Regions from separate parts of the Homo sapiens genome. Here regions 2, 3, 4, 5, 6 and 7 are each linked to region 1. The links are chromatin contacts, found by Hi-C or POLR2A ChIA-PET in ENCODE. All regions are on one chromosome and are shown on one strand. Each heading gives the region's core, a stretch centred on a gene start or an enhancer-like site at or near the end of the contact. The rest is flanking DNA. Distances are from core to core; before and after follow the strand shown. Region 1 holds the start of ARHGAP12 (Rho GTPase activating protein 12). Region 2 holds the start of MTPAP (mitochondrial poly(A) polymerase). Region 3 holds the start of MAP3K8 (mitogen-activated protein kinase kinase kinase 8). Region 4 has its middle 61 kb from the start of MAP3K8. Region 5 has its middle 91 kb from the start of MAP3K8. Region 6 has its middle 22 kb from the start of LINC02644. Region 7 has its middle 14 kb from the start of LINC02644.

Region 1 (3,518 bases), core at 311-2,810:
CCAAGGGTGCCCAATTCAGGTTTGGAGAGTAGGGAAAGTAAGGTTATCAGCGCATTCCTATCAGGGTCGTTTTCTTTTTTGCACTGCTCTTGTTCTGGTTTTATAAGGAGAACACAAGCAGAGTCTATGGAAAATAGTTGCCAAAGCATACAGGAAATACTCCTTATACTGAACAAATGCAAGAAAACAGAACGGGTTAGAAACCGAGGGAGACAAAAAGGCAGTGGGTGCCAAGGACTGTGAAAAGCAAATGCAACGATAGAGACAGCACAGTCTCAGGCTTATTTTTCAAAAATTCTCATTGTAAGCCTCTTTCCTTTCTAAATGGAGACTATCTTAACACTTTAGCTCGCATTAGACTTAATTTAATAAGAAGGTTGTAAACCACAGCTGTTAAAGTCTTGCCACTGCCCTACCGGATTCTTCGCATCCTGTAAGGCACAATTCGGAGTTCAGCTGGTTGATAAGGAAGCCAGGCATTGTGGCATCTTCAAGTACGAAGTGAAGCACAGGAAAGAGCCAACTCCGGAGAGTAGCTCTTCATTGCTTGAATCATACATATGCTTGTTTTTTCCCCCCTCTCCTTTCTGGTCTCTATTATTAACAAATATTTCATCCTGGCACAACAGGCACAATCAACAACTGGTTAAGGAATGAGTAGTTACTGAAGTCCCAACGCCTCTCAGTTATTTTTCTCACACTCACTGTATTCTAGACCTAGAAGCCAGCTCTCATTTGAAAGCTGAGGTTCAGAAGGGTGAAGTGCCAATAAATGGCAGAAGCCAGGTCTCTTTCCTGATTCCCATTCCAGCTGAGCTCCTCCTGCCACTGGATCACCATCAAAGACCTGCCAAAGCTGTTACTTCCGGGTTCGGTGCTGCCACAGTGCAAACGGGGATGACTTTGGACAATGACCCTGTGGCCCCCGCAGGGCTCGCACCCTCAGGCCCGTGGAAGGCTAAATGCTGACGGACTGGTTCTGCCCTGGAGCGGCTCTCCGCGTCCCAGGGGTCTCCTCAGTCCCGAGTGTGCACAGCGGGTCCTGCCACGTACCCTGGCGACCCCAGCAATGGACTCAGTGCCCCGGGTCCCTTTCCGTCTCCCTCAGGCGGCGTGCAGCACTTTTTCGGGTGTCCCAGTGGAATTTCCGGGCCCGTGAACGACTGACCCACGCCCGGCCGCAGCTCCAGGGGCCGACGAAGGGAGCGCTAGGGCCCACGGCAGGGCCGTCTTTGCCCGGGCTCCATTCCTGCCACCCTGGCGCTATGTCCGCCCTTCCCTGGTTTTCCCTACGAGCGTTTTTTTAACGCTTCCCACTCCTTGTTTACAAAGTGCTGAGCCCCCTTGACCGCAGGCTCCCGCGCCGGCCCGAGTTCCCACACCGTACGCTGGCTGCCCCCTATTCGGATCCCCGCCGGGCGCCGCACCCCCTAGCCACCCCAGACCGTCCCGGAGACCCGCGCCCGCCCAGCTCGCCCGGGCCATCACGTGAGCCTCCCGCCCCGCCCCCGCGCGTCACGTGAGCCCCGCCCCCGCGCCGGCGCGCTCCGACGTGCCCTGTAACTTACCCTCCCTCAGAGGCCAGCCTGCGGGGACGGGCCGGCCGCGGCCGTAGCCGTGTGAACGCTCTTCGGGCTCGCGTCGTCGACCCGCAGCCGCGGGGCGGACTAAGAAGGGAGCCGCCTGCTGCGAGGCCGCCGGGCTCCCGGTGAGGTGCAGGGCGCGGGTCCTGGCGGACGGAGGGCAGGTTGGCGAGGCGCTGCACAAAGGCGCGCCGGGGCCGGGCTGTGCCCGCCGAGGGCGGTGGAGTCGGGGGGAGGCGTGTGCGGGAGGCGCGGCGGCGGCGGCGGCGGCGCCGCGGAGGTGCGCGCAAAGGGAGGTCGGGCGCGCAGCGAGGGGCTCTGGGCGCGGGGGTTAGGCGCCGAGGGGGAGGGGGCCGGCGCAGCCTATTGGCTGACGTGGGCGAGAGGGTTTAAATGGCCCGAAGTTGTGGCTTCTCTGCCCCCTGGGTTTCCTGACTTCCTGTGTGAGGGCAGCGCCCGCCCGCCCCGCCCCCAGGGAGGAGAGTGTGAGGGTGCGCGGGTGTGTGTGTGAGTGCGGGAGAGTGCGCGCGTGTGTGCACAAGGCGGGTGTGTGCGTGTCTATGTGCAAAAGGCGGGTGTGTGCGCGCGCGTGTGTCTGCAAAAGGCGGGTGTGTGTGTGTGTGTGTGTGTGTGCGCAAAAGGCCGGCCCGGCCCCTCCCGCGCCCTGGGCCCACTCCCTAATCGCGGTGGGGCTTGCAGGCCTCCACCCACCCGGGGAGCCCACCCGGGGAATCCACCTGGGGCGTCCCTCGAGGACTGTTGACCTTAAACCGGACACTTTCTTCTTTGCGGTCTTTCCCGGTGCCCTGCCCCTGCTGGATGGACGTGCATTCGCTCCCCTCCAGCTTATCTGGGCGGAATCTCCTCAAAGTCCTTGAATTGAAAAATCCTCTTTACCAGCGTGCAGCCCGCCTCCCATCTCAGGGGAGCTGGTTGTCTTCTCAGAACGGCTGTCCTTTACGCGTTGCTATCTTAAGTGACTGCAGACCCTTTGAGAAGAAATGGCCACACGGTCTTCGTTAGAGAAAAAGGCACGCCCTTCAGCTTTCGAGGCGTGTGATGTTTTCCTTTTGACTGCAGCTGCAGTTTTGTAAATGTATTTTCAAAGGCTAAAGCACGACGTTGAAAGTACACCTTTATCGAAAGTTTTAATGTCATCCCAAGTGGAGTGTTTGTTGTGGATAGAGGCTTTTAGCACTCTAATAACACGATTGGTTGTGGCTGGCTTTTGGGTTAATCATGACATTGAGAAGTAGATTTTATCGACTATTTAGGCATGCGTTCCTAAAGGGAGGTGGTGGAGGAAGGAAGGCTCACTCGGGTTCTGATTCAGGTTCTGCCACCCGACTTCTAGAGGTTAGACCTTGGGAGACTCCGGGTGTTTCAATGGAAGTGTTAAAAATAAGTATCTAGCCCCTAGCCACGCCTCTTTCATACTTAAAAGTCGGGAACGATGGCCTAGATGTGTGTGTACTTGCCCATATCGCCTTTTCTTTATCTGTAGGAGGGTGTTTTACAGAATCGGTCATCTTCCTCTACCTCCTCTGGTCTGAATAGGCATTTTGGCTATTTTTATTTTGCCTTGGAAACGTTTCAGAGCTGGGTTTTGAGAGCCCAAAGCAGGCAGTGAAAGCGTGACCCCCACCCATGCCACCTGACGAGCCAGACCGTCTGCGCACATATGTGCGACCCCTGGTTGCATGCGGCTCCACTGTTCTAAAAGTGTTTCTCTGTGGGGGAAAAAGAAACCCCAGAAGTGTAATATAATGTGTGTATGTATATTTATGCGCCAATATTTGTTGATAGATTTCTGTTCGTACTTCATCAAGCTGGAGAAGACTGATGACTCATTGATTGTTAAGATAATGCCGTCTGTATAGTTAGTTATATATATATTAGTTGTTCATATATAATTATCAATACATTGCATCTCTT
Region 2 (3,518 bases), core at 367-2,866, 1.6 Mb after region 1:
GGATCTGGGGACTGACCTGGGGTCAAATGGCACAGCCAACTTTTTTTTTGAGACAGAGTCTTGCTCTGTTGCCAGGCTGGAGTGCAGTGGCACAATCTTGGCTCACTGAAACCTCTGCCTCCTGGGTTCAAGTGATTCTCCTGCCTCAGCCTCCCAAGTAGCTGGGATTACAGGTGCCCACCACCACACCTGGCTAATGTTTGTATTTGTAGTAGAGACAGGGTTTCGCTATGTTGGCCAGGCTGGTCTGGAATTCCTGACCTCAGGTGATCCTCCCGCCTTGGTCTCCCAAAGTTCTGGGATTACAGGCGTGAGCCACCACACCCAGCCAGCACAGCCAACTTCTAATGAGGCCACCTTAGACAAGTTACTTACTGTCTCTAAGCCTCCGTGTTCTCATCCATGAAATGGGTTTAATCACTCAGATTTGTTGAGATGATTAAAAAGGAAAATACCTGCAAGGCAATAGCACCATGCTAACACAGAGCTGGCTAGTCAGTTCCGGTGCTGGTTTGTCCTCTCTCACGCTCCGATTGCGAGGCCCCTTGCTTTTCCTTTCGCCTCCAGCAGCAGTGTATTCCCCCGGGGAGGCTGCCTTCAGTTGCAGGCTTCTTTGCACTGTTTCGTATGTCCTTTTCCCAGGCACCCGAGCAAGGGCCACTGGTTATGACACAGGCACTGAGGAGGAGCCTTGAATCAAGGGCAGAGCTCTGACTTTAAACTTTGACTCCCCAGGTGTGACCTATAGCCAGTCGTTGTCTGATCTGTGCCCCACTTTCTCATGTCCAAAATGAGAAGACTGAACCAGTCCTCTCCAATGCCTTTCGTATGGCTTTAAGATGAGGTATGTACCTCTCACTTGGAGGAGGGGCTGGCAAAACCACTTGAATTTTAATTTGAATTGAGGCATATTGGCAGAGGTTGTAAAATGTCCTCACATGGTTCAAGGAAGATGATGATGCCCTGCCTGCTCCTGGTGCCCCTTTCAGAGAGGTTAAAAGCCTTTCCATTATTTTAACTTTTTTTTTTTTTTTTTTTTTGAGACAGGGTCACGCTCTGTTGCACAGGCTTAAGTGCAGTGGCGCGATCTCGGCTCACTGCAACCTTCGCCTCCTGGGTTCAAGTGATTCTCGTGCCTCAGCCTCCCAAGTAGCTGGGATTACAGGCATGTAATCACGCCCAGCTAATTTTTTTGTATTTTTTAGTAGAGACAAGGTTTCGCCATGTTAGCCAGGCTGGTCTCGAACCCGTAACGTCAGGAGATTCACCTCCCTCAGCCTCTCAAAGTGCTGGGATTACAGGCATGAGCCACCGCGCCCGGGCTCTGGTTCTATTTTCATGATGCTATTTACAAGAGTAGGTGGAGCGCTCCTTCTATGGAACTTTTCATTTGGTAAATTGTGTGACTGTGGAAGTAAACCATGTCTGAAAGCTTAGGTATCTTCTTTCCGGCCTCAATTTCCTCTCTTCCTCTAAAAGCGAACTTCTTTCGCCTAGTTTGACCCTCGAGGCTTCCCATTTCTTTTGCCCCCCCCCTCCCCCCCGACGCATGCGCGAAAACGCGCTGACCTTTCAGCTTCGCGCTAGTGCTGTTTTTTTTTTTTTTTTTTTTTTAGCAATGGCGGTTCCCGGCGTGGGGCTCTTGACCCGTTTGAACCTGTGTGCCCGGAGAAGAACTCGAGTCCAGCGGCCTATCGTCAGGCTTTTGAGTTGCCCAGGAACTGTGGCCAAAGACCTTAGGAGAGACGAGCAGCCTTCAGGGAGCGTGGAGACAGGTGATGGCGCCGGTTTGCCCTGTAGTTCCGTCCCACAGCGGGCGAGGAGTCTGGGATCACGGGGAAACACGTGGCCTGTGGAAACGGCTGTGGACCCTTTGGCAAGAGGGTGGGGCTGTGTCCTGTCCTCTCCTCTCCTCTGATCTCTGTAGGGGAACCCAGGGTCGCCGCCGTTGCTGAGGCAGAAGTGAGATGTGTGATGTTTGTTTGGGGCGACTCCTGTGTACAGTAATGGAGTTGTTTAGACTTCCATGAAATTCAGGTCAGGAACCCAGTTTGCTTGCACTTTACAGTTTGACGAAATAGTGTTCCCAATGATAGTAATGCTACACACCTGAGCCAGTCGCTGCATCGTGTACGTATATTTCTGATTTTGATACATTAAGTTGTTGCTGGAGGCCGAGTTATATTGTAGCCTGATGAATCAAGAGGATTCTTGGTTCCTAGACATAGGGTTCTGTCTATGAAATGTACTGCCGTTTACTTTATTCTTTTTGGCCATTTTGAACCAAATCAGTCTGGTAACAGATTTGGATTCACTGCAACAGGCTGTTGTCCCGCGTTCGTTCTACATTTATATGCTTCTTTGTGTATTGAGAAGCCAGTGTTATTGAACCTCTCTTGTGACTCAAGAGCTTGTGTATTCTATTTACAGTTCTTAAAACGATCTTGCAAGAAATGTATCACTGTGTCCATTTTACAGATGTAGAAAATGGTTCAAAGAGGTAAATAACTTAGGCAAGGTCACTAGCTCAGTTAATTTAGACTTCTAGTCAAATTATTAAACAAAATGTATTGACTTCTACGATTCCTTGGAGCTATTTTTTCCCTAAAATAAGCTGGTGTCTTTATCAGACTGTATAAAAGACTTACATTGGCAGGCAGTGAGAAATCTTTATGTATTTCATTCAAATATTGATTGGATTGTATTTAGTGGAAGCTACTTCTGTTGAACATTTCTAAGTAACGCTGAAAATTTGAGTAAGGATTCTGCCAAAAAAGCTATTGTAATTTAACATTTGTATGGGTGTTTAAATTTGAGAGTATGTTCATATGCTCTTTGATATATGAAACAACCCTGTAGCGTAGGTGTGGAAGGAAATAACTGTTACTCCATTTTATAGATGAGGGAACAGGGTAGTCCAAGGGTAGCTTGAGTAGTTCAAGCTAAACTCAGCTATTCGGTGGCAAAAATTAAAAAACCCACTGTTTTTTTTTTTTCTTTTTCGGGACGAAGTCTTGCTCTGTCACCCAGGCTGGAGTGCAATGGCACGATCTTGGCTCACGGCAACCTTGGCCTCCCGGGTTTAAGTGATTCTCCTGCCTCAGCCTCCCGAGTAGCTGGGATTACAGGCACGTGGCACCACGCCTGGCTAATTTTTGTGTTATTAGTAGAGATGGGGTTTCACCATGTTGGCCAGGCTGATCTTGAACTCCAGACTCAGGTGATCTGCCTGCCTTGGCCTCCCAAAGTGCTGGGATTACAGGCGTGAGCCACCGCGCCCAGCCAGTAAAACTCACTTCTAATTCCAAGACTATACTCTTCATTTACTGTAGCTTTGCTATTTTTCTTTTTTAAGGAAATGTTTCATTTTGTGTCATTAGAATAATACGACTAAATATTCAGGGATTCTTGCAGGAAATAACAAAATCCTCATTTGGATGTCTTTACCATTTTAAAGAAGGACAGTTAAGTACACCTTATACTCACCTAGAAGCATGTGATTTTATAATTGGAAGGAA
Region 3 (3,518 bases), core at 543-3,042, 1.5 Mb after region 1:
TCCATATACAGAAACAAAATGTGAGTGTTTCCTGGCAAGTGTGAATGAAAATGGCCAGCATAACAGCATATGCTTCTGCCTAACAAAGAATGACTATTACTTGTGTTATTTCTCATTTAAAATATTTTTTTAGGCCGGGCACAGTGGCTCATGCCTGTAATCTCAGCACTTTGGGAGGCCAAGGAGGGTGCATCACCTGAGGTCAGGAGTTCAAGACCAGCCTGGCCAACATGGTGAAACCCTGTCTCTACAAAAATTAGCCGGGCGTGGCGGCGGGCGCCTGTAATCCCAGCTACTCGGGAGGCTGAGGCAAGAGAATCGCTTGAACCCGGGAGGTGGAGGTTGCAGTGAGCCGAGATCGCGCCATTGCGCTCCAGCCTGGGCGACAAGAGTGAAACCCCCTCTCAAAAAAAATTTAAAAATTATATATACATATATACATATGTGTGCCAAAATAGTACATTCTCCCTCAGGGCACATTTCTGACTATGTTTTTGCTCTCAAAAAGCCCCGGATTATGCGTTTCAGGCGTATGGAAGGAAGGACCGACACTCTGCTTCAAAACCTCTACATGCCTCAACGTTCCCATTTGCTTTACACGACAAAGTCCTCATGGGCCGTATGCCAGACGTCCTGCACACAAACCTCAATCCGTCGCAGAGAGCTGGGGGCGTCAGCTGGAAGTGGATTACACTCTCCTTGGCACAAACGACTCAGGCCACAGGTATGTAAAGCAACTGCAAGAGCCTTTCTGTCCCTGTTTTTTATCAAGAGCAGCCTTTAATCTTGTCTTCCCAAAAGTGAAATAGACAAGCATCGCAACGTTTCTCTCTTACAGGCAGCCGGTGGCCTTCCCCTGTTAACTATGGAGACAATCCCTAGGCGTCCTTCTCCGCCCAGAGCTAGAAAAATTTCAGAGTCCTGATCATGCACTATCGCTCGAAAACAACTTCCGTGAAAATAACTTTTTTTTTCTCCTAGTATTCTTTCTTAGACCAAAAGCCCAGCCTTCGTGTTCTGCTATGACCTCTTTAGTCATGGGATAGAGTCCGGGTTACAAACTTGAATTTAGTTCCAGCCATTCACAAGTCTCTGGGCTCCGCCAACCCACACTCCCACTCCTTTCCTCCTGGTTCTCTAAGTCAAGGGAGCCTAAAAGGCTTATAAATTATCAAAGCACCCAGCATTTGGGAGGATCGGGTCCTCCAGCCTCCGAGCTGCACTCACCGGGTCTCGGGCAGGGAGAGTGCGGCCGTCCAGGCGGCGTCGGCAGCGGGAGGCGCAGTGACAGCGGGTCCCCGCTTCCCCGCGCACTGCCCAGACCAGCACTGCCCTGGCGCTGCGGATACGGGAAGGAGGAGGAAGGGGGAGGAGTCGCGAGTCTGCACCCCGTGAGACCCTTGCGCAAGGTGCTTTCCAGCTGTGCCTGGTGCAGCCGGCGACCCGCGAGCGCAGCTGTGGGCACGCCCCCACCTCTTCCCACGCCAGAGTTTTCCCCTCTGCTGGGGGCACCCTCCATTTCTGCATGGGAATCCCCGGGGCACCCAGGCGGGACGCGACCCGAAAGACACGCCGGAGACCCCCAACCCTGGATTACCTGCGGCCTTGGCGCTCCCACGCCGGCCGAGCGCTCCAGCCGCGGCCCCCCGAAGGTTCGGTGCGATGCTGGCTGCAGGCCTGTGGGAGCCGAGCACGCCGGGCCACTGGGATCCGGCGGCGGCAGCGGCAGAAGCAGGAACCAGGGCGCCGGACCCCAGAGCGTGGCGCGCAGTCCAGAGCGGAGCGGACGAGTGAGACCCGCGTCGCCCGCACGCTCAGACCGCCCTGCTCTGCCCCTGACTCACGGCGTCTGAGCCTGCCCAGGGGCGGCGCAGCGGACGCCAGCCACCGCCTCCCCGACTTTTCCATTTCCCCTTTCTCTCCGTAAACAGAAAGAGACTGCCCGGTTGCAGGGTAAGCCAGAGCCCCCGCGCTGGGAAATTCCGCGTCTCCCCCCCACCCGCCACCCCGCCGCCCCTCATTTGCCCTCTGGGCGCCCGGGCGGAGCTGGAGGCGGGACTAGGGAGGAGCAGAGCGGCGCGCAGGGAGGAGCGCGGGACGTGAGCTGCGGCCCGAATCGAGAGCCTGGGACGGGGACGAGTTTTCCCCCGGGCCTGGTGACCCAAGGCGTCTTAGTGGCGGAGTTGCAAGAGGTGGTTGTGCCCTTCCCGGTCCCCAGGGAAGGTCGTATATCTTAGTGTACTCGCGCCCTCGGCGCTTCTCTGGAGTCCCAGGGTCCGGCGGGAGGGCACGCTCCCGGGGGGCGGCGGGGAGGGCAGTCACCAGACCTTTTTCCGCGCGCCCCACGCTCTGGGGTGGGGACAGAGGCGCCGTGTGCCCTCCCAGCAGTGCTGCGGGAAGCCGGGGAAGCTTCGGGGCTTCTTGGAACCGCGACTGTGGGTCCGATTGCTAGTAGCACGGCCCCGCCTCGCCCAGATTTCGCTTCAAATTCACACACAAAGAGGGCAGTGACCCGTGGTGCGCACGCACACATTCCAACTTAGAGATTTCCAAGAGGCTGCGGCAGGGTGGGCCCGGAACCTGGTTGTTGGGCGCTCGGCTGGGAGCCTGTGCACTCCGCCAGCAGAACCTGGTTTTCTTCTCTGCAGTCTTTATTAAAATTGGTTATTTTGCGGCACCGCCTCATTAGGAAGCGTACTTGTACTATCTCCCCGCTCCCGCCTACCGCTAACCCTCAGTCCTAGCTGCTCATCTGGGGTTTTCCTTCTAGAGTGTCAAGCTTTTACTCCAGGTGTAACCGGAAGAGAGTTCTAGAGAAAAGCGCCACTCTCCCGAAATCCACTCTGCGGGACATTCCCAATGCCCCGCCACCCCCTCCCCCTACATTTCCCACGTATCAAGCACCCACTAGGAACCAGGCATTCGGCTAGAGCGCGGAGAGCTAGGAGCCATGTAAGGTCGACATCCTCTCTCTCTCTCTCTCTCTCTCTCTCTCTCCCCCCCCACCTACGGCCCAGGAGGTGGGGTGTCCCAGGCACAACCCAGATTCAAACGCGGTCACACTCCAAGTCCACGCCCTATTCTTCCCAGTGCCCAGGTCCGTGCTCCCTCTGCAGTTTCTAGATTGCCTCCGCGCGGTTGCGCACGCCTGTAATCCCAGCGCTTTGGAGGCCGAGGCGGGAGGATCACTTGAGGTCAGGAGTTGGAGACCAGCCTGGGCAACATAGCTACCCCGTCTCTACAAAAAATCTAAAAATTAGCCAGGCATGGTGGCTCACGCGTGTCATCCTAGCTCCTCGGAAGCTGAGGTAGGGGGATCCCTTGAGCCCAGCAGTTCGAGTCTGCCGTGAGCTATGATTGCGCCATGGCACTCCAGCCTGGGCGACAGAGCGAGGCCTTGTCTCAAATTTAAAAAATAAAATAAAACAAAAAAATTTTTGAGACTGAGTTTCGTTCTTGTTGCCCAGGCTGGGGTGCAATGGAGCGATCTGGGCTCACCACAACCTCCGCCTCCCTGG
Region 4 (3,518 bases), core at 711-3,210, 1.4 Mb after region 1:
CAGAAGTCTGAGATGCAAAAAGCTGACAGCAACATCCCCTTTGCCCTGGACCAAACTTACAGACAGGTGGAGCATACAGTCACCTACACAGTGTGCTTTGAGGGGCTTGGGAGTCTTGCATTCTTCCTAGAGAATGCTTTTCCCTACAATGCCTGAAATTTTGGCATCCACCATTCATTCCCCCTAGTCAGGCATTGCCTTCACTCCAGTTTTCATTCAAATTATACATATTCTTGAGAAATATATCACACTCCCTCCCTCCCTGGCTACTTTACTATAAGTCAAGTAAGTTGTACCAAGAAACAGGACAAGAAAGTGAGAATGGAGGCTGGGCGCAGTGGCTCATGTCTTTGGGTGGCCAAGGCAGGTGGACCACGAGGTCAGGAGTTCGAGATCAGCCTGGCCAACATGGTGAAACCCTGTCTCTACTAAAGATACAAAAAATTAGCTGGGTGTGGTGGCAGGTGCCTGTAATCCCAGCTACTCTGGAGGCTGGGGCAGGAGAATCACTTGAACCCAGGAGGCGGAGGTTGCAGTGAGCCAAGATCAGGCCATTGCACTCCAGCCTGGGTGATAGGGCGAGACTCCATCTAAAAAAAAAAAAAAGTAAGAATGGAGATCAGATAGGGGTTGGGGTAGGTGGTGTCTCATGTCTTAACCGGGGAAAAACCTTGTTCTCTATCATAAATTAGCCCGGGACCAGCTCCATCCCTATGACACACACTTTACTCCCTCCAAAAGGGAAAATCTGAGATCATAGGTTTGTTTTCTTGAGTCATTGAAGTATCTTCCGAAGAGGGCCTGGATTTGGGGGTGAAAAAAACTATGTCAAAGGAAAGAGAGCAAACGAGAAAAACAGTGTATAGTACTTTGCCTGTCACTTCACAGGTATTTGATAAATAAACATTCCCTTACTTCCTTTCTAGTGCTTCGATGTCTCTACTGTATTAATTTCTCCTCACTTAATTCCATTCTCTAAAAGTGTAGATTTCATGCCTGAAATGATCAGAAATTCCCAGACATTCATTAGAAATCCATCTTCAAGAAGGGACTTTTGTCATGAATATTAGCAGGTTCCTATACCTGTTCAACATAGCCTTGGCTGGTTCCAGCATAGAGTTTTATGGCAGGCGGGAGATCAAGATAGTCAGCAAAACAGTGAGGTCAAAAAAACACTCACATTGGCTGGGCACAGTGGCTCACACCTGTGATCCCAGCACTTTGGGAGGCCAAGGCAGGCAGATTTCTTGAGGTCAGGAGTTGGAGACCAGCAGCAATTCTCCTGCCTCAGCCTGCCAAGTAGCTGGGCCTACAGGTGCACGCCATCATGCCAGGCTAATTTTTGTATTTTTAGTAGAGACAGGATTTCACCATATTGGTCAGACTGGTCTCTAACTCCTGACCTCATGATCCGATGGCCTCGGCCTCCCAAAGTGCTGGGATTACAGGCACGAGCCACGGCGCCGGGCCTATTTATTTATGTGTTTATTTGTTTATCTATTTGAGATGGGCTCACTCTGTCACCCAGGCTGGAGTGCAGTGGTACAACCATAGCTCACTGCAGCCTCAACCTCTTGGGTTCAAGCAATCCTCCCACCTCAGCTTCCCAAGTAGCTAAGACTACAGATGTGAGCCACCATACTCGGCCTACTTTTTGGCTTTAAATTACTTTGACACATGTTGAGTGAACGTGCTGTCTTCACTAATCCCATCAAACAAAGAAGTTCTCACCAACTGATTTCGTTCAAATTCCCATGACACAAGAAACTATAATTTTCATTCTTTTCCCATGTTGTGTCTTGAGTTTTCCAGCCCTGCAGCCTGGGCCTTTAGCCTTCATGGTACATACACAGTCCCATTTTCAGTTCCTTTCTCTCACCACTTCCTGGGGTCTCTGTTTTTTCAATTCTTGGCTTCACTTTTTCTGTCCTTTCTACATGTTTCTGCTTCGGTGCCACTTCCTGTATTTCCATGTTTTACTCTTGCTTTCCTCCCTTTATTTTCTCAGATATTCATTGATATATCAATTCGTTGACTATATATCATGTGCTTGGCACAGTAATAAGTGCAGGGGAGCCAGAAATGGATGGCACAGCCTTTCCTTAAGGGACTCATCATTATGGGTGACAGAAGAAGAAACTATCTTGCTCCCTTGACCCAGACCTTGCTGGCCCAAATCCATTTGTCATCATCCCTGCAGAGCTCTGGTCCCTGGCAGTGACACACCCTGACATGACTGTCTGCAGCGAGTGACTCAAGCCCTGGATTCTGCCCAGTCTGGTTCTGTCTCCATGACCCACTCTGTGTCGCCCTCTGTGACACTAGCCTCCTCCAAGGTCATCCTTGCTGTGCTGGGGAACACATGTCCTTGTGGTTCTGAGCTCACCAGTGAGTCCACCCATTCTGTCCTCAGCAGTTTTCTTGTGGCTTCTCATTTTTTTCCACACCCTTTGTCTGTCCCTGATAACTTCCTCTTTTTTCCCATCAACACTGGACAGTAGTTTCATTTTGTTCTCTTTCTTCCTAGAGGTGTCCCTTCCCTCCTCCCCTCCGCTCCCTGCTCCCTGGGGCTTCCTGCACTCATCGGAGCAGAAGTCACCATTCCTCTTCCGCATAGGAACCTCAAGACCCAATTCTCCCTTCTATGTGACACATCAAGTTTTCTGTCCACTAGGGGACCACAGAATTTACCATTCAAACCAGATACTTCTGAGCGTGAAAGGGGGTGCTATTAATAATTACACCAACATAGTAGGTGTAAACCACGACTGTCCCAAATGGGATCTGATGGCCATCCCACTGTTTGCAGACGTATGACCTACTAGACCACTGACATCTCATACACTTTTCTTTTGGGAGATGCTTTTATGACCTAATCCAGCAGAATTGCAGAGCTATTCCTGATTGCGTGTCACACCAGACGGCCTCTTGAGTCATATGTATTGCATGTCTCTGACTGTCCCCTAGATCAGCTAAAGCCCTCCTCCGAATGACAAGCCCTCTAAATGAGCAGTCAAACCTGCAATCATATTCATGGTCATAGTTACTGAAGTTGCAGTTTAGACAGCAGCTACCTTTCCCCCCAGCCCCCTGCCCAGCTGTCTCCAATGCCTCCCTTACCCAAATATAAACCTCTGCTGTGGTCAAGGAAATGGCAGCATCACTACTGTGCCCAGCGTTCATGGTAGTGTTTACCAAAGATCAAAGGAACTGATCAAAGGAACTGATCAAAGCCCCGATCAAAGCCCCAAATTTCCAGCTTAATCGAGTGTCTTCCTTTTAGGGCTCCTGCTGTGACCTATGGCAATACTCACCAGGATACTTCCAAAGCCAAGAGCAAGCACTCATGGGCCACAAATACCCAGATCCTCACTAGCCCCCTTCTGCTATAGGGAGCATGCCTCTCTTCCTCTGCCAGCTAGATTATTTTTGGCAAAAGCTCACACTGTGATTTCACCAGCCTGGGTATATTGATTTGATGATAAGAGACAGAGCCCCAGCACAAGTGAAATTAGCCC
Region 5 (3,518 bases), core at 266-2,765, 1.4 Mb after region 1:
CTGGGTCTGGTGGCACGCTCCTGTTGTCCCAGGTACTCAGGAGGCTGAGGCAGGAGAATCACTTGAACCCGGGAGACAGAGGTTGCAGTGAGGTAAGATCACACCACAGCACTCCAGCCTGCTGACAGAGCGAGACTTTTGTCTCAAAAAAAAAAAAAAAAATCATGAGGAAGAATGCACAGAAAGAAAAAACAATAGAACTAAATCCAAACTTCAACTAACACAACTAACATATAAAAAGATAATGACTACAATTAAAAATCGAAACGCAAACACCAGATTAGATACAATTAAAGACCAAATTAGTGGGATGGAGGATACTTTTGAATAAATTACTCAAAATGTACCCTACAGTGCCAAAAATAAAAATAAAAAATGAAAGTAATAAAGAGGTTAAGACACATAGCAGAGAAGGCCCAGCATGCATTGAGTCAGGAAAGCAGTAGCAGAGAATGTGTGTGAGAGGCAATATTAGCAAGGGTAGGACTCAGAATTTTGAGAATTGATACGGCCAGGTGTGATGGCTCATGCTTATAATCCCAGCACATTGGGACGTGGGAGGATTTTTTGAGTCAGGAGTTCAAGTCTAGCCTGGGCAACATAGTGAAACCCTATCTCAACAAAAAATACAAAAACGAGCCAGGTGTGGTGGCACATGCCTGTGGTCCCAGCTACTCAAGAGGCTGAGATAGGAGAATCGCTTGAGCCAAGAGGTTGAGGCTGCAGGAAGCTGAGATTGTGCCACTGCCCTCCAGCCTGAGTGACAGAGCAAGACCCTGTATCAAAACAAAGAAAGCAGGGTGCGGTGGCCTATACCTATAATCCCAACACTTTGGGAGGCTGAGGGGGGTTGATCACTTAAGGATGGGAGTTTGAGACCAGTCTGACCAACATGGTGAAACCCCGTCTCTACTAAAAATACAAAAATTAGCCAGATGGGGTGACATGCACCTGTAGTCCCAGCTACTTGGGAGGCTGAGGCAGGAGAAAACCTTGAACCAGGGAGGTGGACAGAGATCATTGATGTAATACATTCAGCAACTCCCACAGATCCCAAGCAGAATAATTGTTAAATGCATCCGGGGGCCAGGCACTGTGGCTCATGCCTGTAAGCCCAGCACTTTGGGAAGCTGAGGGTGATGAATCATCTGAGGTCGGGAGTTTGAGACCAGCCTGGCCAACATGGTGAAACCCTGTCTCTACTAAAAATACAAAAATTAGCCGGGCATGGTGGCGGGCGCCTGTAATCCCAGCTACTCAGGAGGCTGAGGCAGGAGAATCTCTTGAACCCAGAAGGCAGAGGTTGCCTTGAGCTGAGATTGCACCACTGCACTCCAGCCTGGGTGAGAAGAATGAAACTCTGTCTCAAAAAAAAAAAGAAGCATCTGGAAAGAAACAGCCAGAGAGAAAAGACATATGATCTACAAAGGAGTGAAAATAAAATGAACAGCTAATTACTCAGCAGCAAAAGTGAAAGTCAGGAAACTGTAGATTATTATCTTCAATATTAGTGCCGTGAGAAAGTGAGTATTGACAGGAAACTGCCTGCCCAAACAAGGCAATTCTTAAAAGAAAAAAGTAAAATTGTGACATCTTGAAGATGTTTTTGAAAGATTGTTTTTGAAAAAGCAATACTGAGAATAATTACCATTAACAGACTCTCAAAAACTCTAAAATATACAATTCCCAATAAAAGGAAATGATCACAGAGAAGTCTGAGATACAAGAAAGATTGGTGAATAAATAAAATGTGGGAACATTTTTTCTTTTGAGATGGAGTTTTGCTCTTCTTGCCCAGGTTGGAGTGCAATGGCGCAGTCTCGGCTCACTGCAACCTCCGCCTCCAGGGTACAAGTGATTCTCCTGTCTCAGCCTCCTGAGTAGCTGGGATTACAGGCGCCTGCCAACGCGCCCGGCTAATTTTTTTTTTTTTTTTTTTTTAGTAGAGATGGGGTTTCACCATGTTGGCCAGGCTGGTCTCGAACTCCTGACCTCGGGTGATCCACCCACCTTGGCCTCCCAAAGTGTTGGGATTACAGGTGTGAGCCACCGTGCCCTGCTATTTTTTTTTTTTTAAACTGAGTCTTAATCTGTTACCCAGGCTGGAGTGCAGTGATGTGATCTCGGTTCACTGCAATCTCCATCTCCCAGGTTCAAGTGATTCTCCTGCCTCAGCCTCCTGAGTAGCTGGGATTACAGGTGCCCTCCACCATGCCCAGCTTATTTTTGTATTTTTAGTAAAGACGGGGTTTCACCATGTTGGCCAGGCTGGTCTTGAACTCCTGAACTCAGGTGATCCACCCACCTCGGCCTCCCAAAGTGCTGGGATTACAGGCATGAGCCACCATGCCTGGCCTAAATGTGGGAAAATATAAATTCACTGATTATGTTAACCAATATAATGGTTAACATATATTGTGTTGAACATTATATGTGTGAAGTTGAACATTACTGGACAACAATGGTATGTTAACTGTGAGTGGAGAGATTGATGTTAAAGCATTCTGAGGTTCTTTGATTTGGGAGCAGAATAAAGTTTATTAGTTAACTTTGGATTAGGTAAAATATTCATGTGAAATATTAATAATCAATTGCAACCAATAAGGTAAGGAAAAAATGGCGGGGGGAAGGGAGTATCTCAATCAATGTGGTTAAATCTCAAAAACATAATTTTGTGCCAAACCAAGTTTACATAGTACAATAAAGCTTAAAAATAAGCAATATTCAGTAATGTATTTATTACTTAGAGATAAGTAAAAATTGGCAAAATTATAAAGAAAGGCAAAGAAGTAATTAATGAAAGGCAAAGAGGTAATTAACAAAATCAGGATCATAATTAGCTCTGGGAAAAGAATGGGAAAAGGTATTTGGTAATGTTTATTACTTAAGTTGGGTTAAAATATTTATATTCTTTTATTAGCATTTGTATTAATATTAGTGTTAGTATTATTTGAAATGTACATAGGCATTATAGAAACTGCTTCTTTATGGGGTTTTTATTTTTTATTTATTTATTTATTTATTTATTTATTTTTTTTTTTTTGAGACGGAGTCTCGCTCTGTCGCCCAGGCTGGAGTGCAGTGGTGCCATCTTGGCTCACTGCAACCTCCGCCTTCCAGGTTCAAGCAATTCTCCTGCCTCAGACTCCTGAGCAGCTGGGACTACAAGCATGTACCACCATGCCCAGCTAATTTTTGTATTTTTACTAGAGATGGGGTTTCACCAGTTTGGCCAGGATGGTCTCAATCTCTTGACCTCATGATCTACCCACCTCGGCCTCCCAAAGTTCTGGGATTACAGGTGTGAGCCACTGTGCCCAGCTTAGAAACTCTTTTAAAATTTGAAGTATGTTTGTACTTACATTTCTTTGCTATTGCAGGCCGGGCGCAGTGGCTCACACCTATAATCCCAGCATTTTGGGAGGCCGAGGCAGGTGGATCACCTGAGGTCAGGAGTTTGAGACCCGCCTGGCCAACATGGTGAAACCCAGTCTCTACTAAAAGTACAAAAATTAGCC
Region 6 (3,518 bases), core at 309-2,808, 1.2 Mb after region 1:
CAGCCTTGCAAATAGCTGGAACTGCAGATGTGTGCCACCATGCCTAGCTAATTTTTTAATAGAGACCAGGTCTCGTTATGTTGCCCAGGCTGTCTTGCACTTCTGGCTTCAAGCAATCCTCCCACCTCAGCCTCCCAAAATGCTGGGACTACAGGTGTGGGCCACTGTACCTGGCCACATTCTAGCAAATTCTTGTCTTTGGGATGCCCTGGGAGTGGCACGCTGGGTGGAGATTTCGGCAATAGCAGGAGCTGTGGGCAAACCTCACTTGTCATCTACTCTGTGCCACCCAGTCACCTGCAAATGCTCACCAAGTTTCCTCCAATTAATTAATAGACGTAGGGAAGAGGTAGCTCCCTCCTCAATTCTCTATTATTTTATTTCATGTTACAACAAAGCTCTCCAGAGTACAGAGATTCTCCCATCACTAAAATGAACACACTTTCATAGATCTTGAAGTGCCTTTTTGTGCACTTATTTCTAGGCCACTGACCAAGACGGCAGATGGGGAGAGCACAGAAAGATAGGAGGTCTTGTGCGGGCTTGGGATTTCAGAATTTGTGCTGTCCCCAAGAACACAGGTAATTTAGAAAAAGGTAGAGCTGAGGGCTGGGTGTGGTAGCTTATGCCTGTAATCCCAGCAGTTTGGGAGGCCGAGGCAGGTGAATCACCTGAGGTCAGGAGTTCAAGACCAGCCTGGCCAACATAGTGAAACCCCGTCTCTACTAAAAATACAAAAATTAGCCAGATGTGGTGGCGGGCACCTGTAATCCCAGCTACTCGGGTGGCTAAGGCAGGAGAATCACTTAAACCCAGGAGGTAGAGGTTGCAGTGAGCCAAGATAGCACCATTGCATTCCAGCCTGGGCGACAAGAATGAGACTCTGTCTCAAAAAAATAAGTTAATTAATTAAAAATTTAAAAAAAGAAAGAAAAAGAAATAAAACAAAAGGTAGAGAAGATATGCGTGCTGCGGAGGGAGTAGCCCTGGAATAATATGCACGATCTTTCATCCCTCCAGACCCATCTTCGGTTGTGAATCTGGCCTGGGATGCAGCCACCTCTTAGAGCAACCCCCGCTGCTGCTTGTGCCCTGCTGTGCTACTGCCTCAGTCACTTCCTGCTTGGTCAAGACCACAGCTGCTGATGTCACAGCTGAGGCACATCAAAAAGGCTGCCTGATTCAAAGAAAGCTGCCGGATAAATCATAGAGCACAGACACTTCTACCTCATGCTCTTATGGGACTTTAGGAACCAAACATAAGCACCTATGGAAAATGCACGGTGGTCTTGAAAGGCTGTGTGGTCTTTATCAGAAAATATCTGAATGACTGTCTCTTATGTCAGTCCTACTCTGCAGGCTTGCTAAGATGATAATTGAAAGGGCTTTTGGTTTCTGCTTTAGAATCTGTCACTTATGTTTTGAAGCGTTGTGAGCAAGCGATGCAGCAGATTGCAGGGTGAGGGGGATGAACCTGGGCCAGAAGCCAGATGTGTTTCTCCACGCACTGCCCTGACCTACAGCCGGAACTGGGCTCAGTGGTTTCAGCCTCATTTGCTAAGAAGGGCTGGGTGCGTAATCTTGGCTGCACCTTAAAATCCCTGGGAGCTTTTAAGACATATTGACACATAAACTGTAACTCACATGAAACGAAAACACATCTCTGGGGCTGGGCTGAGCAAATGCCTTTTTTTTAAAGGCCCCTCAGGTGATTCTGTCTCAGAGATGTTGAAAACCAGTGGGTTAGGAGCTCAGTCATCTACTTTCAGATCTGTGATTATGCCACTATTAAATACAGTTGGCTATCACATAGATTTTTATGCTTTAGCTTGTTTTTTTTTCTCTGCTATACCAAATAAAATCTTTTGAGCTGTTGTAGTTCCAGTCCTTAAAACAACAGTTGTTACCATACTGAGGTTAAACATTAGTGCATTTGCTTAACAAGGACATTAAAACTTCTTACCACACTGACATAATTTTAATGATTTCTATAATAATTAATAAGAAAATCAATAATTGGATTTTAAAGCAGGAAACTAGGCAGGAAAGTTGAAATTCATATACCAGTTCAATGGAAAACATTAAAATGTAGTTGTGTGATGCCCAATATTCTATGCTGTTTGTTGGTTCATTGGTTTCTCATCTATTGTAACAGCACCCATAGTTAAAAAGCACTACTTTTTTTGGTCTGATAGTTAAAAAGACAACAACAATCCTTTGCATGTAAGAATTTTTTTCTCATAATCACAATTTTAGAGTTTGCACATATTCTATTCAATTTCAAAAATAACTTTAAAGAGTCTAGTACCTGCAGGGAATATTACAATTGCAATCATTGTTTTAATACCATCTCCTCTCCCTCTTCCCTTCCCAAAAGGTATAAAGACATAAACATCATCTGCTGCCAAATAAATCCTGGAATTCGAGGGCGATGCTGGGAAGGTATGAAATTAGAGGGAGGCATGTTGCTTTTGCACTTTCAGATCAATGGCTGAATTCCAGACCCGGGGAAGCCTTTCAGATCCGCATGTAATTTGTTTAAACAATTGCTGTTCATCTGCCACAGCAGCACTTGGAATGCCGCAGGGAGGAACTTGCAGCATTTCTTGCTCACTTCAAGAAATCAACTATAACAAACCTCTTCTGGAAGACGACAGCATCCATATTTCTATAATAGTTAGATAAAAGTTAAAGAACTGTTCCTTTTGTGAATATTCACAGTCCACTGCATATAATCGTTTATGAAAACTGAACCCTATAAAGAGCGAGAGTAGAGGACTGTGGTGAGAACAGAGGGATCGAAGGGAATCAGCTCGCTCAGGGAGCCGTCCCAAGGTGGGGGCAGTAGTACCTGCGGATAAGCGGATTGCATTCTCCAGGATCCAGGGGATTAATGTCACAGTTCTCATAGTCAAAGGTTCCATTCCATAAGTGCTTTGCCAGCTGAAATTCTATTTTTCGTTGTGCTAACGTGACTTCTTTCCCATGCCATACGTAAACTTCACTACCAAAATCAAACACCAGTACCTGGGAGAAATGGCACAAAAGAATTTGTTAACTTCAAGAACATGCAACAGTTGAATCAGGTGCAACAGGGTCTCTGTTGACAGTGAGTCAAACGGAGGAAGACAGAAATCCTAATGGGGTGACCAGCACAGACACAAAAAGGCCAGGAGATCTCAGCTGGCACTGCCCCACCGAGCCAGCCTCTGCCCTGTGGGCACGATTCCTCCTCCCAGTGTCCTAAGTGGCCAGGATAATGTTCCCTCCTCTGAACTCTCAACCTGCTTACAACTTGCGATTCACAAGAGTTCTTTAGGTACATCTTCCTGTCGACTTCCTGCCTCTCTCCCCTATTCCTCCCCCTCTCATGTGCTCGTTCATTCACTTAATATATACACAGAGGCCACTTCATATACCCCAGGCACTCATGGTCCAATGGTGTCTTCTCTCCAGTACACAATTCCAAGATCCTTAAGGGCAGGGATCAGATCATGGTGATACATACAGGAGGGGTT
Region 7 (3,518 bases), core at 394-2,893, 1.2 Mb after region 1:
CATTCATTGAGTGTCTGCTTGGAGCCAAACATTGGCACACTCACTTGCTAATCCTGAAGCCCTGTAGGAAGGCATGGGATCCCCCAGGTTGTAGGTGAGTTACTGGAGCCCCTAGAGGTTAGAAAACCTGCTCAAGGTCACAGAGACGTCAAGAGGCAGAGTCAGGATTCAAACCCATGTCTGTCTGTTGGGATCCAATGTCTGTGTCCTTTCTTGGTGCATCCATATTCATGTGATGGGGACAGAAACCAGACGCAAGACCTGATGATCGCTGGAGGCCGGCCAGACCCACACAGCAGTGGTTGACTTACCCCATAAACTAAACCAGGGAGACAATAGCCTAGAAATCCCCATGAGATTTCGTTCATGGTGTGGGCGATCTGAGGCACAGTCGGCAGCCTTCACCGGTCAGACAAGATGCAGGGGACTTCCTCTGATTCACTAGTTCACCTCCTGGTGTCTATGGGACCCTGTGTGGAGACTTACAGGTCTTCAAGGATGCAAAATTTCCAGCCGGGAGAGCACCACATGGGCCTCTGTTCTCCCAAAGACACGGCCAATCAGGATAGCTGGAAAGGCCTCCAGGTGAGAGCCTGGTAGGAAGTCCGCCAGCTGGTGTAGACAAGCCCGACTGTCCAACATACAAACACTTAACCTCAACTCCCTTCGGCCCTAAGGAGAAGGATGGGCTGCCCAGTTCTTTCCTGCATCTGCTTCTCATGCTGCCTTTAATAGCACCTAACTCATTTCTTCAGCAAAAAAGACTGGTGAAGGGGAGGAACACAAACTGTCCCACTGGGACAACTCTGTCCCTTTTATTCAAATCCACAAATGGGCCAGGCACAGTGGCTCGTGCCTGTAATCCCAGTACTTTGGGAGGTCAAGGCAGGTGGATCACTTGAGGTCAGGAGTTCAAGATCAGCCTGGCCAACCCCGTCTCTACTAAAAATACAAAAATTAGTTGGGTGTGGTGGCGCGTGCCTGTCCTCTTAGCTACTTGGGAAGCTGAGGCAGGAGAATTGCTTGAACCCGGGAGGCAGAGGTTGCAGTGAGCCCAGATTGCACCACTGCACTCCAGCCTGGGTGACAGAGCAAGATTCCCTCTCAAAAAAAAAAAAAAAAAATCCACAAGTGGTTCAATATTTGCTTAGACACCGGCACCTTTGCAAAGCCTTCTTCAGCACTCGGATACCCCATACCTCCCTCTCTTCTCTGAACCCTAACACTTTCTAGTTGCACCATTATCTTTTTAAAATACTAGGTGCTTAGGTAACCTTTCAGGGAGAAAAATAAATCAATCACCAGATGAGCATCCAACTTTAAAGTCCTTCCATCCCTCCAGGTTCTTTTTTGACCTCTCTGGGAGGCTTTACATGTATTTCCACATCTTGGGAAATCGTGTGCACGTGTTGTTATGTGATCTCCTTCTAGAAACCTTTATTTCTGAGGCACATTTCCATGTATGGACATCAGCTCCATGCCTGTTTTCAACTGGCTCTGCAGTGGTCTGCCGTGCAAACGTCTTGGGGTTTTCTTAGTCATTACAGGATTGCTGGGCACTGGGGTTGCTTCCAGCTCGTTGCTATTATAAATAGTTGTGCTGCCTCCGGTTGCTTTTGCATTGAATCACCCACTGCTTAACTGTTTAACTGTTTCCTGGGGATAGTCCTAGCTCACTGAAGGTAGGGATGTGGTTTAACCTTTTGTATCCCCCTCACTGCCCACAGGAGTGCAGGGCTCTAAGAAGAGCTTTATAACAAACACGGTTGCCAGGCGTGGTGGCTCATGCCTGTAATCCCAGCACTTTGGGAAGCCAAGGTGGGCGGATCACCTAAGGCCGGGAGTTTGAGACCAGCCTGACCAACATGGAGAAACCCCATCTCTACTAAAATTACAAAATTAGCCGGGCGTGGGGGCACATGCCTGTAATCCTAGCTACTTGGAAGGCTGAGGCAGGAGAATCACTTGAACCCGGGAGGCGGAGGTTGCGGTGAGCTGAGATTGTACCCTTGCGCTCCAGCCTGGGCAACAAGAGAGAGACTCCGTCTCAAAACAAAAACAAACAAAAACAAAAAGACAAGACAAAACAAATAAAAAAACATGGTTAGCAATGGACTGCACTCTTGCCATGTGCCAGACGCCGGGGTAAGTGCCCTCCACATATCATCTCATTTAATCCGCATAGCCGCCCCACACAGTAGGTGCCACGGTGATTCTCATTTTATCAAGGAGGAAACTAGCGCTTAAGATGATCAGATGCTTTCCCCAAAGCCGTATAGTCAGCAGACGGTGGCTGGTGGAGCTGGCTGAGGCCACTGACTCCACACACCCCTGCTCAGCCTGTCTCATGGAATGTCGCTGGGACGGGCAGATGGCTCCTATAGCCCTTCCAGTGCACTCCTGGCTGGTCCTAGGCTGAGGCTGGGCAGTCTTTTAAATTTATGTATATATTTTAAAATTTATTATTTATTTATTTATTTATTTGAGATGGAGTCTCACTCTGTTGCCTAGGCTAGAGGGCAGTGGCGTGATCTCAGCTCACTGCAACCTCCGCCTCCTGGGTTCAAGCAATTCTCCTGCCTCAGCCTCCCAAGTAGCTGAGACTACAAGCACGCACCACCATGCCTGGTTAATTTTTGTATTTTTAGTAGAGACAGGGTTTCACTATGTCGGCCAGGCTGGTCTCGAACTCCGGACCTCATGATCTGTTTGCCTTGGCCTCCAAAAGTGCTGGGATTACAGGGTGAGCCACCGCACCCGGCTTTATTTATTATTTATTTATATGCAGGATCTCACTCTGTCACTCAGGAAAGAGTACAGCGGTGCAATCTCAGCTCCCTGCAGCCTTGACCTCCTGGGCTCAAGCGATCCTCCCTCCCACCTCAGCCTCCTGAGTAGCTGGGACTACCGGTGTGCACCACTACACTTGGCTAATTTTTAAGTAATTTGTCATAGAGATGGATCTTGCTATGTCGCCCAGGCTGGTCTTGAACTCCTGGGTTCGAGCGATTCTCCCACCTCAGTCCTCCCAAAGTGTTGGGATTACAGACATGAGCCACCATGCCCAGCCTAGGCAGATTTCTTGGCTTGCAGCTTTCTAAGAATGTTCAAGATTTGCCCCATGCAGAATCACATGATTGAAAGTTACTCGTTTGCCTGTGCTGCTAATCCCATGTAGAAGACCACCTTCGAGTGCCTGCACCTGTTTGCTCCCAAGCTCCGTGTCTGCCATGTGAGACATCTGTCACTGTCACACCAGGCTCCAAGTGGACTCAGCATTTCCATTCCAGCTCCTGGGTCCCAGACAGCGTTTTCTAAACAGAAGAGCCCGTCTTCCTCTCATACCCACTGAAGGGAGAATGGAGAAGAGGGCGGGGTTCTGCTTGCAGGGCCCTTTGCACTTCAAATATTTTACAGGAAGGGGATTGCAGATGCACCCTCTGCCAAGGAAGCTTTGAGGGCCAGCATCACATAGCCCTGTGGTGAATGAGAGCTGGCAGGGTGACAGTCTGCGAGGA

What was found. Hi-C counts contacts between places; a loop is a spot of excess contacts on that map. ChIA-PET counts read pairs that join two places held with the same protein, here RNA polymerase II (POLR2A). Pooled maps may share reads with other maps.
Region 2: a map of B cell shows a loop between it and region 1 (7-fold over the local background). The contact joins the promoter of MTPAP here to the promoter of ARHGAP12 in region 1. A Hi-C loop is called at or near these places in 2 of 168 maps with a recorded cell type or tissue (B cell and naive thymus-derived CD4-positive, alpha-beta T cell), 1 of 37 single-sample maps with no recorded cell type and 9 of 50 pooled maps. POLR2A ChIA-PET finds 5 or more read pairs at or near these places in 1 of 52 experiments (naive thymus-derived CD8-positive, alpha-beta T cell).
Region 3: a map of naive thymus-derived CD4-positive, alpha-beta T cell shows a loop between it and region 1 (3-fold over the local background). The contact joins the promoter of MAP3K8 here to the promoter of ARHGAP12 in region 1. A Hi-C loop is called at or near these places in 1 of 168 maps with a recorded cell type or tissue (naive thymus-derived CD4-positive, alpha-beta T cell), 11 of 37 single-sample maps with no recorded cell type and 18 of 50 pooled maps. POLR2A ChIA-PET finds 5 or more read pairs at or near these places in 1 of 52 experiments (PC-9).
Region 4: a map with no recorded cell type shows a loop between it and region 1 (2.5-fold over the local background). The contact joins the enhancer-like site here to the promoter of ARHGAP12 in region 1. A Hi-C loop is called at or near these places in 1 of 37 single-sample maps with no recorded cell type and 1 of 50 pooled maps. POLR2A ChIA-PET finds 5 or more read pairs at or near these places in 1 of 52 experiments (HEK293).
Region 5: a map with no recorded cell type shows a loop between it and region 1 (3-fold over the local background). The contact joins the enhancer-like site here to the promoter of ARHGAP12 in region 1. A Hi-C loop is called at or near these places in 2 of 37 single-sample maps with no recorded cell type and 6 of 50 pooled maps.
Region 6: a map of CD8-positive, alpha-beta T cell shows a loop between it and region 1 (31-fold over the local background). The contact joins the enhancer-like site here to the promoter of ARHGAP12 in region 1. A Hi-C loop is called at or near these places in 7 of 168 maps with a recorded cell type or tissue (B cell, CD4-positive, alpha-beta memory T cell, CD8-positive, alpha-beta T cell and 2 more), 16 of 37 single-sample maps with no recorded cell type and 15 of 50 pooled maps. POLR2A ChIA-PET finds 5 or more read pairs at or near these places in 1 of 52 experiments (activated T-cell).
Region 7: a loop to region 1 is called in a map with no recorded cell type, with 4 times the contacts of the local background. The contact joins the enhancer-like site here to the promoter of ARHGAP12 in region 1. A Hi-C loop is called at or near these places in 3 of 37 single-sample maps with no recorded cell type and 2 of 50 pooled maps. POLR2A ChIA-PET finds 5 or more read pairs at or near these places in 1 of 52 experiments (activated T-cell).

Annotation. Positions count from the first base shown.
Region 1 is chr10:31,926,873-31,930,390 of GRCh38, reverse strand. ARHGAP12 (Rho GTPase activating protein 12) reads left to right here and starts at 1,560. Exons shown (of 20, transcript NM_018287.7): 1 at 1,560-1,708. It overlaps LOC107984219 (a long non-coding RNA gene), which reads right to left. Exons shown (of 3, transcript XR_001747415.2): 1 at 2,348-3,518; 2 at 1,569-1,729. RefSeq lists a silencer at 1,389-1,888.
Region 2 is chr10:30,347,376-30,350,893 of GRCh38, reverse strand. It overlaps MTPAP (mitochondrial poly(A) polymerase), which reads left to right and starts at 1,616. Exons shown (of 9, transcript NM_018109.4): 1 at 1,616-1,775. The coding sequence starts at 1,619. RefSeq lists enhancers at 1,605-1,744, 1,775-1,824, 1,875-1,944, 1,955-2,054, 2,636-3,136.
Region 3 is chr10:30,432,458-30,435,975 of GRCh38, reverse strand. It overlaps MAP3K8 (mitogen-activated protein kinase kinase kinase 8), which reads right to left and starts at 1,792. Exons shown (of 9, transcript NM_005204.4): 1 at 1,598-1,792. RefSeq lists enhancers at 291-828, 953-1,002, 1,293-1,392, 2,113-2,252, 2,924-3,518 and 2 more and a silencer at 1,833-2,072.
Region 4 is chr10:30,493,118-30,496,635 of GRCh38, reverse strand. No RefSeq gene overlaps it. Among named protein-coding and RNA genes, the nearest start is that of MAP3K8, 61 kb to the right of the region's middle. Within about 2 kb of position 1,960, at least 13 of the 41 ENCODE cell types and tissues checked have a DNase peak (open chromatin) inside an H3K27ac peak, as active enhancers do.
Region 5 is chr10:30,523,793-30,527,310 of GRCh38, reverse strand. No RefSeq gene overlaps it. Among named protein-coding and RNA genes, the nearest start is that of MAP3K8, 91 kb to the right of the region's middle. Within about 2 kb of position 1,515, at least 3 of the 41 ENCODE cell types and tissues checked have a DNase peak (open chromatin) inside an H3K27ac peak, as active enhancers do.
Region 6 is chr10:30,699,596-30,703,113 of GRCh38, reverse strand. It overlaps the pseudogene SVIL2P. Among named protein-coding and RNA genes, the nearest start is that of LINC02644, 22 kb to the left of the region's middle. RefSeq lists enhancers at 985-1,034, 1,055-1,194. Within about 2 kb of position 1,558, at least 12 of the 41 ENCODE cell types and tissues checked have a DNase peak (open chromatin) inside an H3K27ac peak, as active enhancers do; they include B cell, CD8-positive, alpha-beta T cell and OCI-LY7, where a contact is called at or near this core.
Region 7 is chr10:30,735,061-30,738,578 of GRCh38, reverse strand. No RefSeq gene overlaps it. Among named protein-coding and RNA genes, the nearest start is that of LINC02644, 14 kb to the right of the region's middle. RefSeq lists enhancers at 31-100, 161-250, 1,405-1,454. Within about 2 kb of position 1,643, at least 3 of the 41 ENCODE cell types and tissues checked have a DNase peak (open chromatin) inside an H3K27ac peak, as active enhancers do.